Regions from separate parts of the Homo sapiens genome. Here region 2 is linked to region 1. A link is a loop called in an ENCODE intact Hi-C map of the cell type or tissue named here. Cell type or tissue: A673. All regions are shown on one strand. Each heading gives the region's core, and the rest is flanking DNA. Links, peaks and the distances in the headings are about the cores only.

What was found. Peaks named below come from ENCODE experiments on the same cell type or tissue, not always from the same donor. Only the 100,000 strongest peaks of a DNase experiment are listed, where the experiment ranks them.
Region 2: it touches region 1 in a loop (8-fold over the local background); 7 of 110 quality-filtered maps call a loop at or near these places.

What each region holds. Positions count from the first base shown.
Region 1 is chr2:78,975,801-78,984,133 of GRCh38, reverse strand. No RefSeq gene overlaps it. Among named protein-coding and RNA genes, the nearest start is that of REG3G, 46 kb to the left of the region's middle. In A673, for the core only: a CTCF peak has its summit at 4,301 (motif pointing right); DNase peaks (open chromatin) are centred at 3,063 and 4,333; H3K27ac peaks cover 1,571 bases.
Region 2 is chr2:78,426,859-78,435,191 of GRCh38, reverse strand. The region is part of intron 2 of LOC124906027 (a long non-coding RNA gene); the gene reads left to right. Among named protein-coding and RNA genes, the nearest start is that of SNAR-H, 480 kb to the right of the region's middle. In A673, for the core only: CTCF peaks have their summits at 3,571 and 3,772 (motif pointing left); a DNase peak (open chromatin) is centred at 3,741.

The sequences.
Region 1 (8,333 bases), core at 29-8,028:
CATATATGTTTAGCTTAAAAAGTGTCAAATTAAATTAGTCGTCTTAAGTGGGGGTGGTGATTTTGTCCCCAAGGTATGTTGGGTAATGTCTGGAAACATTTTTCTGCAACTTCCATGTAGTGGATAGAGGACAGAGATCCTGTTAAACATCCTACAGTGTGCAGGGCAGTCCCTCACAACAAAGAATGGGCTAGCTCCAAATTTCATTGGTGCGAGGTTGAGAAAACGTAAGTTAAACAAGAACTGAATCCCCCATTTGTATTAATATAAGGCACTTAGAATGGTTCTCCTTCCTTATTTACATACTCTTTTTGTCCAGTATTTTAGTTCTGTCCTGTATTATTGTTAAATCCCTCACTCACACACCCATTGTTTTTATCCCTCTAGTTCCTGTTTACTATTTATAGGTTTTGAAGCTTTCCCTACATTCTTAAAACCAGCCGAGCTACAAATGCAGTCAGTATCCTTCCTAAGATTTAGGTGTACTATAGTGACAGGGCCACTTAGAATACCTAGTCAACTGTAACACCAAGATAGAAGTCCCCTCTGTCTCTTTTAGCATGCCATACAAAAGTATACTCAATAAAAGATATTTCATTGTAACTATCATGCCTGAAGTTCACAGGTTAAGGAAGGGGTGAATGCACCATGTTATTTTGCAAATTGTGCTTTGCAATGAAGCTTATGCTGGCAAATGGTCAGCACCAGGAAACTCTGGAGGATTGCAAGGTAACAAATACTGGTGTTTTCTGATAAAAGTCAAGTTGGTGAAATCGGCCTGTTCTACTGTGTTGCCTACATAATTTGCTTGTCTGTGCAGCCAGATTTTGAGTTCAGATTCTTCAAGATAAAACCACCTCCATTTCTTCTAGACACTGATGGATCAACTTTATAAAACACCAGTGTATAATAGCAAGAACAGGTGCTTGATTCTTCCCTATTAGGGGCCCATCTTGCCGAAGGATGGGTAGTCAGTGCTGTCACTGGGTGCTGTGCAGAGCTGTCAGGTGTAATAGCTCATCTTTGACTTCCTTTGTTTTGGGAACCTATTCTTGTCAGAGTTGGAATAAGTAATTTGAACACTTTAGTTACAGCCAGCAGAAATGGAATCAATACATGCCAAGATTAACTTCAGTGATTAATCCCAGAATCAATGAACCAAATGATTATCATTTCTCTCAGCTGAAAATTCTGGGATAGAAGATTGTGATTAAAGAGCTGGGTTAATTTTCATCGGCTGGCTTCTGCAGCAGACGTAGCTGAAGCCACTGGTTTGTTTTGTTTTTTTTTTTCTTTCACTTCCTTTGCCTTGCAATTGCTCCAGCAATACCTTCATGCTGCAGCCAATTCCTGTTTCACACGGTGGGGTGTTCAGAAGCCAGATTTGACAATGATGAGAGGCAAAGTTGACTTAGCCTGGGATGCTAAATCTCCAAGGAAAATGCTAACCTAGTGAAACTTCTAACTTTTAAATCAGAGTGATTATTCTGACTCTGTTATGGGTAGGCGGGTGTTCACTGTCTTTCAAAGGAGAGCAGAAGGAGGCTGGAAGAAAAGCTGGGGATATAGCAATTTCAGTAGAGGTGCTTCCAAACAATGACACTAGGCATAATGTATCCCCTGCAACTAGTAGGACTGTGGGGTTACCATGTGCCAAGCATGGTGCTCAGTGTTTCATGTATCTTTTTTTTTTTTTTATTTAAAGATCATATCAACTCTCTGTGGCAGGTGCTGTAAATATCCTCATTTAACAGATAAGTAAACTGAACCTTAGTCACTGCATTATCTTTCCCTAAAACACACATTTAGCTTAAACTCAGGTTTATCTGATTCATTATCTTCTGGTTTCAGTTGCTTAAGATCATCCAGATATGGCTAGGGGAGATGGCTCTTTTTATGGGTTCAACTGTGTCTCCCCACAAAGATATGTTAAAGTCACAACTCCTAATACCTCAGAACATGACCTTTTTGGAGATAAGGTCATTGCAGATGTAATTAGTTAAGATGAGCTCATAATGAAGTAGGGTGGACCCCTGACCCAATATGACTAGTGTCCTTATAAGAATACATCCATGTGAAGACAGACACAGATGACAGAGGATTGGAGTGAAGCATTTACAAACCAAGGAATGCCAAAGATTGCCCACAAACCACCAAGCTTCAGAGTGAACATGACCCTGACAACACCTCGATTTCAGACTTCCCAGCCTCCCAAACTGTGAGACAATACATTTCAATTGTTTTAAACCATTCAGCATTAGTGGTACTTTGTGACAGCAACCCAAGGAAACTCTTGGGTTAAAGGCATATGCATACACGTGTTATTGGAAAATGTATTAAAATGAGCAAGCAACACATAATGCCTAAAGCCCTCTGTGTATAGAACACAATGTCCAAGAGTGATGGCAAAGTCACAAACTTGGTCTGTGTGCTTGGCTAACAAAATGCTTGTGATTTATTTCTCATATACTAATTGCCAGGCGTTATCTGGGCTGAGAGTCCATGTCACAAGATGAGCTCTAACTCTGGAGCCAGACCTGCTTTGATATGAGGCTTTATCATATCTGAGCATTGAGACCTTGGGGGAAATGACTTAATCTGTCCTTTGTCTCGGTTCCTTATCCGTGAAATGGGGAAGATGATCCTAAAGAGGTTGTTGTGGTCATCAGGTAAGCTAATTCATATAAGGTGTTTAGACAGTGCTTGGCATATAACCAAAGTTATTGCTGTGCATTCAATAACTGTGTGAGGTGGGTAATGTGATCCTAATTTTATGAATGAGGAAATGGAGGCTTAAAGGGGCTAAGTTATTTCTCCAGGACCGTAAAGACAATAAGTAACAGAAGGGGCATGGAACCCCATGTTCATGTCTCCAAAGCTGGGAGTACTTTCGTCCCACTGCACTGCCTCCCAAACCAGAGCATGCAGCCTAGTCTTGAAAATAAGGAGCTGGTGCACATCAGAAGATTAATATGAGTACGTGCAATATGTACCAAATGAGTCCCATGGGTAGCCTGACCATCCACTGAGAGTGTTCTTGTCTTGTTGGGACACATGGAGGTTTCTCTCTGGAGGAAGTGGGATTTCCTGTCATGTGACATGGTTGAAAGAGCTGGTCCCCTCTCACCATGTCAGAAGCATCTATCAGTCTGACTTTAAGGTTCAATAACTTTGGAGAATACTGTACTTGAAAGAGAGGGGAAGAGCACACAAAGGGGAGGGGAAGTTGAAGACGGGTAAGTTCCGTTTCATCTCCCATTAGGCTTATGAAGTAGGGTGATCGGAGACTGGATATCAATATTTTTAAAAGCCTTGTTGGCTAGAAATGTCATGATTTTTTTTCTTCTTGCTGTAGGGATGGAATAATCCGCACCCCCTAGAGCCAAACATAACATTTCAGTGGACCCTTTTTTATGCAAAGCCAAAGCCAAAATCTAGCTTCAAAATGGAAACGTTTAAGACAATGTGGAACTAAATGATTTGCTTACATAATAATCTATATGCCATTTTTATTGTGGACCAAACTTCAGGTTGAAAAGGGAAGATTGGCATTTCACTCTTAAGTATTATTTGCCAGGGTAGACACACATATCAATCACATACACTGAACATTGGGATGGTGGGATGTGTTAAAACAATTTGAGGTTCCAGAATCAAAGAACACCATCTGTGAGAGTGAAACACAAAAGCCACTTCAAATAAAATGTTCCTGAACTCTTAGCCTCAAATCACTTTGTTGATAAAATTACTGAGCTTGTTCCATTTATATCCATATTAACTTTTAACCTCTGCACCATTCCAATAGTAAAAGATTAATCACACAGACTAATGATGCGGATTAATGAGGGAAAATCTGAATCACTGAGAATACCAATGCCAAAAGTGTTGAACAAGAATGCAGTTTTATTATTTTCATGTGGCATATATACAAATACTAAGTAGTAAGTTCCAAGTATAAAGCTTTTTTAACAACCCCACATGATATAATGTATTGAAAATACTTCCACATGTTGAAAGATTCCTTGTACACGTAAGTGAATTATTGAATTGCTGAAGGAAGCCTTAAGAATCTTGGCTGCCAATTTTAGTCAAGATCTCTTTTAGTTGCGTGAGCTTGAGTATACACAGAGGAATTATCTTGAAATTTAACTCTACAAGACCCTCAACATTTAATCAGACATTCACAATTAATAGGTTAGTAACTATCAATATTTTCTGATATATCTAAGTATGCTGTCCGAGAAAGTCACCATTGCTTTGGTTTGGGAAGGTGTTCCTTTGTGTAAAGAAGCAGAGGACCAGCAGGTGGCAGTGTATCCCCACCTGTGGGAGGAGAGTTCCTTGGTCATGCATGAAAAGCCCCCCGCTCAGGCTGGAAACAAATAACATAAAAATATTTCTTTACTCTGTGGAAAGTGGAAATTCATCAACCATTTTCTTTTTTTCTTCACACAGCTGTAGAGTGTTGGTGAAGTACCTCCTCTCAGAGTCCTTGTCTTTTGGGGTGACACGGCCCTGCCAGCTCACAGGTCCTCGGGTGCCCTTGCCATTTCCCAGGGCGGATATTGCAAAGTCCTGCCAGAGACCACTCAGATGCCTGTGTCACAGTCGCCCAATATGAAGTGTGTGCTCTCCAGAAAAGCAGTATCCTCCAGCACACTCTCGGGTTAATAGAAAGGGTGCTAGGGGAACACAAGGGATCCCAATTCCTCACTGCCTGAGATGATAAAACATCCCTGGGGTGATGCTCAGCAATGCAAAGACATGAATGAATAAGCTGGAAGGAATCTTGGAGTTCCTGGCTATCCTCTTCATTTCAAAGAGAAAGCAACAATGGCAAACCAAAATTATCCACCCCAGACCACCCAGCTCATTATGTGGTAAAGGCAAGACTAGCACTCAAGTCTCCTTGCAACCCAATTAATCTTTTTTCCCATACGTTTACAATGCATTGGTATTAGGCAAAGAAAAGTTCGGCCGGGCACGGTGGCTCACGCCTGTAATCCCAGCACTTTGGGAGGCTGAGGCAGGCAGATCACCTGCAGTCAGGAGTTCGAGACCAGCCTGGCCAAAACGGTGAAACCCTATCTCTACTAAAAATACAAAATTAGCCTGGCTTGGTGGCGGGTGCCTGTAATCCCAGCTACTCAGGACGCTGAGGCAGGAGAATCACTTGAACACCAGAGGCGGAGGTTGCAGTGAGCTGAGATCACGCCACTACACTCCAGCCTGGGTGAGAAAGAGAGACTCCATCTCAAAAAAAAAAAAAAAAGAAAAAAGAAAAAAAAAGTTCTGAACAGGTCAAGGGAAAGGAAATGCTTTTGTTGACTGGTTTCTGTATTCCAGGCACTGTGCTTTTTTCTTTTGTACGCACAGTCCTTCAATCCCCAGCTGCTAGCAGATGTGATTATCTTTTCATATATTCATCACCTGAAGTGCAGAGGGGTTGCATGAGTTGCCTGAATCACTTGGCTAGTAAATGGTGGTAGAAATTTGTGTCTCACACTTGCAGAGAGAAGCAAGAGTCAGTTTTTAGAAGTCTTTAAGCCCTGAGCAGGGAGGAATGTGTAAGGATTAGAGGACCAGCATCAAAGGTTGGCTCCTCCTTTGTCTTTGTAAATACTACTCTGCCTTTCATGTTGTGCTTTCCCCAGTCCCATTTTACATTGGAATCTTCCCACAAAACTTTCTCTGAACAATCCATCTCAAAGTGCTTAATCCTCTGAACAAATGTATTATTTTTGCTTATCAGGCATGTATCATTTACTGCTTTTAAGAAACAATGATCTCTTTGTGTAAAAAATAATATTTTCTTCCAGTTTGATGATAGGTGATTACAACTATTCTGATTGCATGATGGATTAAATATTTAAGAAACCAGTTGGGGTTTACAAAAATAGAATGAATCCCTTCAGGGAACATTGATAATACTCTCTTAAGACTGATATTTTCTAGTTCTCTATGTTGAGAATCTTTTAGAATGGGGATCAGTGCCCTCAACTCTCCACAAGTGTTGAACTAGTGACCTGGTACATTGGTCGGGCTACCCTTGACAGCTGCAGGCATGTGGCTTTTCTGGAGAAATGAAGCAACTGTCAACTTTCCCATAGTCTAGTTTCTATAATTCATGCAGTGTGCACTGTGTAGAAGGTGGATCCTGGGATAGCAAAACCAGAGTGACTTAGATTATATAGGCAGTCATATGTGGACTGGCGTGTTAAAATTCAGTCACCAATGGAGTAGCTTAGAGCTAACTCCTCCCAACAAAGGAATTGCATGTTGAATGGCAACCATCATCACGCACAGTAGAAGTCTCTTTTTGAGGAAGTATTTTTTCTAGGTAAAGAAAGAGGAAGTGGGCCATCGGTGGTTAATTTACTGTGTTGAGTAACACTGAAAGTTTCCTAGTTCCCAAACAGGGTGGACTAGTGAAACTAAGGTGATTTTTCTGCTCATAAGGTCACACTTATGTGTTATACTACATTTCTGGGAATCTTGTCATAAATCTGCATCACAAAAAGTAACCTGTATCTATCTCTCTAAATCCTGAGACTAAGTCATATACTAGGTATTTTATTCCTTGAAATACCAAAATCAGAAAAGGTAGAATGGAAAAATATATAGCTTTAGAATCAGACAGGAGTGAATTTGATTCTTGATACTGGCATACATTAGTCACTTGAGCTTACATATCACATCAGATCTCATTTTTCTGCCTATGTGCAAAGTGAGGATAATAACATCAGCGTTAAAGAGGATTGGATGAGGGAATGTTAAGTTTGTGAAGCATCTAGAGTAGTACATGCCATTTAATAGTTGCTTAATATAAAACAATAACAGTTATATTAACCAATGAGGCAAGGCCACTTGAAAACGGCTTGCCATTGAGAAGAGAGGGAGAAACGGTCCTATTTTTTAATGGCAGGCCAGTTGCTCACTCACTTGTTCTTTCATTCATTCGCTCACGCACTCACACACAGTATTTTACAAAACCTGAGCTAGGTACAGTTATTGAATGACAACGTGGTAATTTCTTAACTTTAAAAATGAATTATATTGAGATATAATTTTATATTATACAAACATATTTTCAAGATAACAAAGATTAGAGAGAATAAATAAAAATGGAAAATAGAGAAACAATAGGGAACATCAACAAAACCAAGAGCTGGTTCTTTGAAAAGATCAACACATTTGATAAACTTTAGCTAGATTGTCTAAGAGGAAAGAAGATTTGAATTACAATCAGGAATGAAAGAGGGGATGATTTTACAGAAATATAAAAATAATCTTAAGAGTGTACTATGAATAATTGTACACCCAAATTGAATAATTTAGATGAAATGGACAAATTCCTAGAAACATACAACCTACTGAGACTGAATCATGAAAAAATAGAAAAGCTAAATAGACATAGACCTAAAACTACTAAAAAGACTGAATTAATAACCAAAACCTTTCAAGAGAGAAAAGTCCAATATTAAATTACTTTACTGGTGAATTCTACCAAATATTTAAGAATTACTACCAATATTTCTCAAACTGTTGCAAAAATTTGAAGAGGAAGAAATGCTTTCTAACTCATTCTATAAAGCTTTTCCTCTAAGAAGCAAGATAAGGATGATTTGCTTTTGACACTTCTTTTCAACATAGTACTGGAAGTCCTAGCCAGAGCAATTAGGCAAGGAAAAAAAATAAAAAGTATTTACATTGGAAAGGAAGAAATAAAATTATTTTTGTTTGCAGATAACACATTTTATATTTAAAAAACCCCAAGATATTACAGAAAAACTGTTAGAAATAATAAATAAATCAATAAATAAACAAATTCAGCAAATTTGCACGATGCAAATTCAAGACACAAAATCTTGTGTTTCTATATTGTGACAATGAACAATTTGAAACTAAGAAAATAATTAGAAAAAATTAAGTAAACAATTCAATTTATAATAGCATCAACAAGGGTAAAATACTTAGGAATAAACCTAACCAAAGAGGAAAAAGACCTGTACATTAAAAACTACAAAACACTGCTGAAAGCAGTTAAAGAAAACACAAATAATTAGGACTACATTCCATGTTCATGGACTGAAAGACTAATATTGGTAAATTGTGAATACCACATGAAGACCTACAGATTCATATAATCTCTATAGAAATCTTGATGACTTTTCTTTCAGAAATAGAAAAATCCATCCTAAAATTCATATAGAATTTCAAGGAACCCTGAATAGCCAAAACAATCTTGGAAAAAAAAATGAAGTTGGATATCTTATACTTCCTGCTTTCAAACTTACTATAAGGCTATGGTAATCAGAACACCGTGGTACTGA
Region 2 (8,333 bases), core at 25-8,024, 550 kb after region 1:
AGTAATTTAATTCTTATGCAGATAATTTGCAGTATCTCTCTGTTTCTTTAAAAGTTTTGTATTTCTCCAGTTTATCTCAGTGTTTCTTTTTCTTGTTACATGCTTTTCTTACATGATCTTGTAAATATATCTATATCTATATCTACATCTATATCTATGTCTATATATGTTGTTATTTGTTTTGTTCTGTTTTTGGAGACATTGACTCATTCTCTTGCCCAGGCTGGAGTGCAGTGGCATGAACATGGCTCACTGCAGCCTTGGCCTCCAAGGCTCAAGTGATTCTCCTGTGTCAGTCTCCAAAATAGCTGGGACCACAATTGTGAGCCACTATGCCTGGCTAATTTTTAAAAAATTATTTGCAGATATTAGGTCTCCCTATATTGTTCAGGCTGGTCTCGAACTCCTGGGCTCAAGCAATCCTCCCACCTTAGTCTCCCATAGTGTTGGTATTAAAGGTATGAGCCATCACACCTCTCCTTATGTATCTGTTTTTATTGAAGAAAGAAGGACTGCGCTGGTTACTTTATTTATTGGCACAAATTTTTTCTGTTATTAGGTAGGTATTTTCCACCCCAAACTATTCTAGATGAATTAGATATCTAACTGGGGCTCTACCAAAGGGTCATGGGTCAGTGGCATGGTGGCTCATGAACTTTCATTTTGTTAACTTATTTTCATTACATATTGAAAAATTATAGTTGTATATATTTATGGGGTACAAAGTAATGTTATAATTTTTAAACATAATGCAGAATGATTAAATCAAGCTAATTAACATATCCATCACCTCAAATATTTATCATTTCTTTGTGATGAGAACATTTGAATTTTACTAATAAGTCTTCAAAAATTGAGAGGTTGGCCTTTACACGGAATCTCTTCAAATGCTAGAATGAGGAGATAATTATTCTAGTGATGCCAGTACCATACCAACAGTATTATTTTTTAAAGGTGGTTAATTGCATTTATTTTTTTTAAATCTCCTTGATATTTTTCTAAGTAACAAATGGCATTGTAATAAACTTCTGTCGACACACTTTCAACTAATGGAACTGTTTTTATAGCATTTTCTCACTCCATACTCATACATTCAGTCATCTCTTTTAGGTTTCTCTTCCTTCAGTTATTTTCTCTCCTACTAGTATTCAGGACTTCAAAAATTATGGTTTGAATAATCTGTTAGCAAGCTTAATCTCTTTTTCAGCTTTTGGAAATGTGCTTATTCTCATCTCACCTCTGCCTCCAAACCTCCCCGAATGTCCCATTCCTATTTCCATGTCACTTCATTCTCTTTGCTTTCAGGGATTTTTCCACACTTTTGTACTTTTTCTATCATATTTTGCACAGAGTTGAGTTGAAAAGAAGCAAAAGGACTTTGTGTTTTTTCTCAGAATGTTTTGTGACTTTTGACAGGAATTCAAGTGATGTTATTTGACCACTTTTTGTATTATAATTAAGTCACGTTATATAGTTACAGCCCAAATTATCTGATCCCAAAGTTGGATAAGAAAGAAAATAATGACACTTGCTGGGACCTTGACTCTATGATATACTGCATTTCCTGTCTTCAAAAATATTAACATAGAATCACATAGTCTATCTCCTGTTACTTGTTGTTTGTGCACATTTAGTTTTCTTCACTTAGGGCTGCAAGCCTTAATGATACATGATAGCAACATGCACACATATATTACCTTTCCTCCTAGGTTGCAAATTCTTGAGGTATTAGAACACACACTCTCCATATTTGCATATTATATAGTGCAAATAAAAAAATTTAATATTAAAAAATTCCAGTATAGATGACAGTTCAAATGGCTATGAACAGAATTGAAGCATTAAAATCAGCCTATTTAAATCTATATTCATGTGATCTGATCACATTAAGTTCTTAACAGAAGCTCCTCTAAACAAAGATATTTTCTGTGGTATACATAGAAAGAAGTAATTCTAAATCACACAGTTCTTATCCTACTAATGTCAGATTTTCTTCAACAATTTTGCTCTTCCCCCAGTAACCCCTGCCCCTCTGTTTTACCACCTCTGGTGCAGAAAGCAAGATGATTCTGTTTGTTTAACTTCATATAGACCAATATGCCTGACAATAGATGTAATGTTCATGATCCCTCTTGAGCTCCAAATTTACTGCTGCTATCTTTAGTTATTTATCCTTATAGACAAAGTTACAGAAGTTGTGATTTGCTTTCAGACATCATCTAAATGCATCTAATGTGCCCAATAGACACCTTTTTGTCCTCTTCCTGCTCTGGTCCTAGAACACAAAGCCTGGGACTTGCTGGTCCATTTCTCCCAGCTCTGTAACACTGTAATGTTTTCAATGACTCTTTTGCTCCTAACAACCCATCAGAGAAACTGGGGCTCACTTGTTTTTAGCTTGCTTATTTCACTATGTGTAAGGGAAAAATGTTGAATACCACCATAAGCTAAATTATTATGTCCAGATCTGGAAAATAAAAAGTTAAAATAGTCTCTTATTTATTTACTCAAAAAAATAGCTTGCCTAAAACATTTTATTTAAATGAAGGAGGAGTATAAACATAATTTGGTGTGATTATACTTCTCCATTTGGCAAAATAATCAGAAACAACTTTCATTAAGAAATGTTTCATATTCCTTTACTTATCAACCAAAATGAATAAATCAGAAATAATTTCAAATGTCTTTGAATACACATGCAAGCCTTGAAGAACTGAGTTACACACACACACGCACACACACACACAGACACATACATATACACATATTTTCTAATATGGCTCAAGGGCAGAAAATTTAGTCACAACACTAAAGGGCTAACAGTGAAAGAGCTAAAAAGATTCAACACCCTGGCATGCACAGAAAAGGCTTAGATTTCTCTTTTCCTATGTTCTTTATTATATAGTGGCTTCTATTTCTTAGAACTAATGGCCTGTATAACTGGAATAATTGTAAAAACTTCGGCCTTCCTTATAGATGAAGTTTTTCCCAGTGTGGACCTCTTGTCTTGTTAAAAAGAGACTTCTGGATCATATATTCCCTTCCCCAGACCAGTTCTCCAGAAGGAGGTCATTTAGGGGTTAAGGCCAAATAACTGTATTCATTAGTGGTCTTTCAGCAACATATTGCTCTCAGGAATATGTGGTAAAGGTAGTTTTCTATTGCTGTGTAATAAATTACTACAAATTTAGCAGCTGAAAATAGCGTGCATTTATAATCTGGAAGTTTCCAGGAATAATGAGTCTGGGCAGAAGTTATCTGGGTTTTCTGCTTACGGTCTCACAGGATGCAGTAAAAGAATTGACTGGGCTGCTTTTTTATATCAAGGCTTGACTGAGGAAGAATCCACTTCCATGCTTATTCAGGTTTTTTTCAGAATTCCTTTCCTTTTAACTATATGACTGAGGGCTCCAGCATTTTCCTGACTGGCTAAATACCACACTCAGATCCTAGGGGCTACCAAAGTTTCTAGAGGCTTCCAGCAGTTCCTTGTCACGAAGGACTTCTTAACGTGGTATTACTTCATTAAACCAGCAGAGATAATCTCTGTCTTCAGTCTGCTTAGATGGAGTCGTATAACATCGTGCAATCAAGCAAGTGATATCTAATAACCTTTGCTTTGTAATATAACTCAATCATGTGGCTGCCATTCCATCACCTTTGCCATGTGAGACTGGTTAGAAGCAAGCCATAGGCCCCACTCACCTGCAAGGGGAGGAATTGTACAGGGTGTGAATATGAGAACACTTAAGTGTTTGTCTGCCACCTCCTGGTTGGGTTGGCATCATCAATATTGCATCCTGATTGTCTCTCTTTCCATCAGAAGTATTCCTAACATTTGCTGTACATCATCAATTTGAGGTCAATGTATGCATAAAACATTATAATTTATGAGAGGGAGATGTCGAAAAGCAGGATAAAAAATTGACAAAATTACACATGGAGAGTAACATTTCTAAATTGGGCAAAATGATGTGGTTCAACTCAGATATTGGCAAGATGCTTCTTAGAGTAAAGACGTATCTGCATATCTAGTGCATTTTTTACCCTATCAGTAATCTATTTGGAAGGGAATTGGATTAGTTTTAGGGACCAGGGCAGCCTCAATTAGAGGATGCACAGTTTATGTGTGCAAGCATTTGAATTGATGGATGATATATTGTTTACTAATCAGGCTATCTGTTTTTTGTTCTTTTACATAATGACAGCTGAATGGCACCAAGTCTTCAATGTTATCATATATATTTATTATTTGAAATATAAATCCATACATGATATATTTGGGAAAATAATATTTTTAAGAAATAAACAGATAAAATTAATCTGAAAAATACTATGTATTGTTTCTATATTGAGAAGATGAGGAAAAAATGGAATTATCACAAAACTAAGCATCAAGGAAAAAGTTTTAAGACCTGTTTTTGGAACACTTTCTCTCAAAGAATTAGATTTGCCAAGAGGCAAGAGGAAAACCACAGTTAGCAAGTTAGAAAAAAAGAAGTCTTCAGAATTTTGTAGTGAACAAAAAGAAAAGCTCAGACTTTGAAAAAAGGACATCAGAAACTCAGGAAGATATAGGATCAACTTAAAAACAAATTTTGATCTTGTGGTCAAGACAAAAATTCTAGGCTAGAAAGAGAAAAGAGGATCCAACAATTCTTTTAACCTACATGTGGTAGAAGAAGAAAGGGACCAACTTGAGAAAGAGGTAAAATTTTTTAAACATAGATAAACTTTCATAAAGAAGGCGGATATACAGTATGTAGAATTGAAATGTAACAAAGTTTCTGCTACATAAAAAGACATATGCATGTTGATGCTGCTTTTAGTGAGAGAAAGTTTCTTCATGGCCTTGGATATTCAGGTACACAAGTGTGTAAGGAAGCACACATGGAATATGCTGCTTCTTACAGCTTTAAGATACACAACAATTGCATTCCCAGTTCAGTAATTTGTTGTGGTGAGTACCAGCTAGGAAATGTTGGAAATTAAATGTTAAAATTCTTCAGATATGCTGGATGTAAAGGCTGAGGGAATTGAGAGCCAAAGACAGCAGCGTTGCAAAAACAGAAGCAAATGGAAAAAAAAACCCCGCAAATTCCTGCTAATATTTTTAATGGTAAAATTAGCCAGGGGTGTCTATTATGAGAAATGCAATACTTGGGACGTTGAAGAGTAGATGGTTAGAAATACGAGTTATTCTGTTAAAGAAAGAGAGAAACAGAGGAAGAGAGAATTAATCTCTGGGCAGAAACAATACGTATTCAATCTTGGAAGTAAAAGAAAGGTAAAATGAAAGTAGACATGAAAAGGGAAATTAGGCAACTTTTATATTTAGGATCACACTAAGAAAAATGTTGCATACATTCAGGACCATCCTGTTATGGGACCTCTGGGGTGTCATTTTTCTGGCTGGAAATTTCTGTGGCTGTGATGCCTTTGCCTGAGTTCTTGTCCTGCATCCAGGAAGAATGAAGTACACAGACAAGTGAAGGGCGAAGAAGATGAAGAAGAGTTTTATTTAGTGTTTGAACAGCTCAGAGGAGACTCACAGTGGGTAGCTCCTCTCCATAGGCAAGTCTTCACATCGAGTGTTCAGCTACACTCAGTAGAGAGTAGGCCCTCTACTCTCAGCTGAGAGGATGCCCCGCATCAATACTAAGGAAACTGACCTCAGCATCACGTACTCCTACATTTTGTCAAAGGAAGGCAAGCTATACCAATAGTAAATTTCTCCCATTGGTATGAAAATATTAGCATTACATTTTAGATATTTCATGATAAATTACTTCAAATTGAGGGTTTTTGTTTGTTTCTTTTAAGAGAAGCGGTCTTAATGTGTTGCCCAAGCTGGTCTTGAACTCCAGGCTCAGTTTCCTGAGTAGCTAGGATTAGAGGCATGCACCACCACACCAGGCTCTGAGTTTTTAAATTCAGAAGAAAGTTGGGTACACAAGAGAAGCTGAACCTATTAAGATATTCTTCTTCTCCTTCCCTATCCCCTCTTATTTTCCTGGCCCCTCTCCTTATCTCTTCTTCTCATTCTCCTCATTTTTCTTCGTACATCTCATCTTTTCCTGGGACGTACAAATAAGTGATAGTCAATGTGTGTGATTGGCAGACACAATATAGGTCTAATAGCAACAAGTACTAAATTCTGACTTACATATTTTACTCAGAGAAGGGTATTTTGCTTATTTTTTAAACAACTGAAATAATGTTGTTTGGTTCTTGTATATTTCTAATGTAGTATTTGTAAACTAGATTGTGTAAATGTTTCATTTTCCAGCTTTACTGAGATATAACCTTAACTAAAAATTGCATATATTTAAGTCATATAGCATGTTTCAATGTATGTGTACATTGTAAAATGAATACCACAATGAAGCTAGTTGAAATACTCATTGTCTCACATAGTTACCTTCTGTGTGCATGTGTGGTGAGAATATTTAAGATCTATTCTCTTTGCAAATTTTGAGTATACGGTACCTTAAATACATGCTGTAAATTAAGTCTACAGAACTCATTCATTTTATAACTCAAAGCTTCTACCCTTTGGCCAATATCTCCTCATTTTCTTCACCTGCTAACCTTGGATAACCACCCGTCTACTCTCTGTTTCTATGAGTTTAACTTTTATATTCCACATAAAACTGAGACCATCCAGTATTTGTCTTTCTGTGTCTGGCTTATTTCACTTAACATAATGCCCTTCATGTTTGCCATTGCGATGCAAATGGCAAAATTTCCTTCTTTATAAAGGCTTTATCCATTCATCTGTTGATCAACACTTAGGTTGTTTTAATATATTTGCTATTATGAATAATGTTGCAGTGAACATGGAAGTGCAGCTCTCTCTTCGAGATAATGACTTTATTTCCTCTGGATATATCCCTAGAAATGGGATTGTTAAATTATATGGTAGTTTCATTTTTAATTTTTTTAGGAAACTCCATATTGTTTTTCATAATGGCTGTACCACTTAACAGTCCCACCAGAAATATAGAAGGGTTCTCATTTCTCCACATCCTCGTTAACACTTGTCTGTTGGCTTTTTGATAGTAGCAATCCTAACAGATGTGAGGTGATAGCTCGTTGTGGTTTTGATTTGAATCTACCTGATGATTAGCGATGTTGAGCACTCATACATATATCTATTGACCATTTGCGTGTTCTCTTTAGAAAAAAAAAATACTCAGGTACTTTACCCATTTTTAAATAGGGTTATTTGTTTGGTTTTGCTATAGAGTTGTATGAGTCTCTTATATATTTTGGATATGAACCTCTAATTGAATGTATGGTTTTCAAATGCTCTCTTCTATTCCATAGGTGGTGGTAGCATTTTGTGAACTGTTTCCTTTGCTGTGCAAAATCTTTAATATAGTCCCACTTGACAATTTTCCCTTTTATTTTCTATGCATTTGGTGTCATATCCCAATAGTCATCACCAAGATCAATGTTATGGAGATTTTCCCTTGTGTTTTCTTCTAGAAGTTGTATGCTTTTGCACCTCATGCTTCAGTCTTTAATCCATTTTGAGTGAATAGTTGGGTATGGTGTAAGATAAGGATCCAAAATCATTTTATTTGTGTGAACATGTGGGTACCTAGTGTTCCCAACATCATTTATTTAAAAGACTATCTTTTTTATTGTGTATTTTTGGCACCTTTGTGGAATATTATGACCTTTGACCTGAAAGCCCCCGCTTCGAGTTGCCCTGCCTTTCCAGACCGAACCAGTATGCGTCTTACACATGTTGATTCATGTCTCATGTCTCTCTATAATGTACAACCAAGCTGTACCTCGACCACCTTAGGCACGTGTCTCAGGATATGTCATGATGTGTCCTTAACCTTGTCATAATAATCTTTCTAAACTGATTGAGAGCTGTCTCAGATAATTTTAGTTCACAAGCCTTTTAATATGCTGTGGAATTTAATTTGTGAGTATTTTGTTGAGAAGGTTTGCATGTGTTCATCAGGGATATTGGCCTGTAATTTTCTTTTCTTGTAATTTTCTTGTCTGACTTTGGTATGAGGGTAATGCTGGCCTTGTACAATGGTTTGGAAGTGTTCCTTTCTCCTCATAGATTAATTGACTATGTTTCAAGTGATATTTCTTGTTATTCACAATAGTACATTTACAGCAATATAGATATTGGTATTAATGAAAGAGAACCACGATTTTTATAATGAATTCAATAAGAGCAAGTCTGAATAAATGTTTAATTCAAAATTCAAATCAATGGTGATTTTTCTAGTAGTATTGTAGAAGACTATGAAAAGTAGCATACTGTGTTATTAGAATATATTTACATATTTAAATAAGTCTAA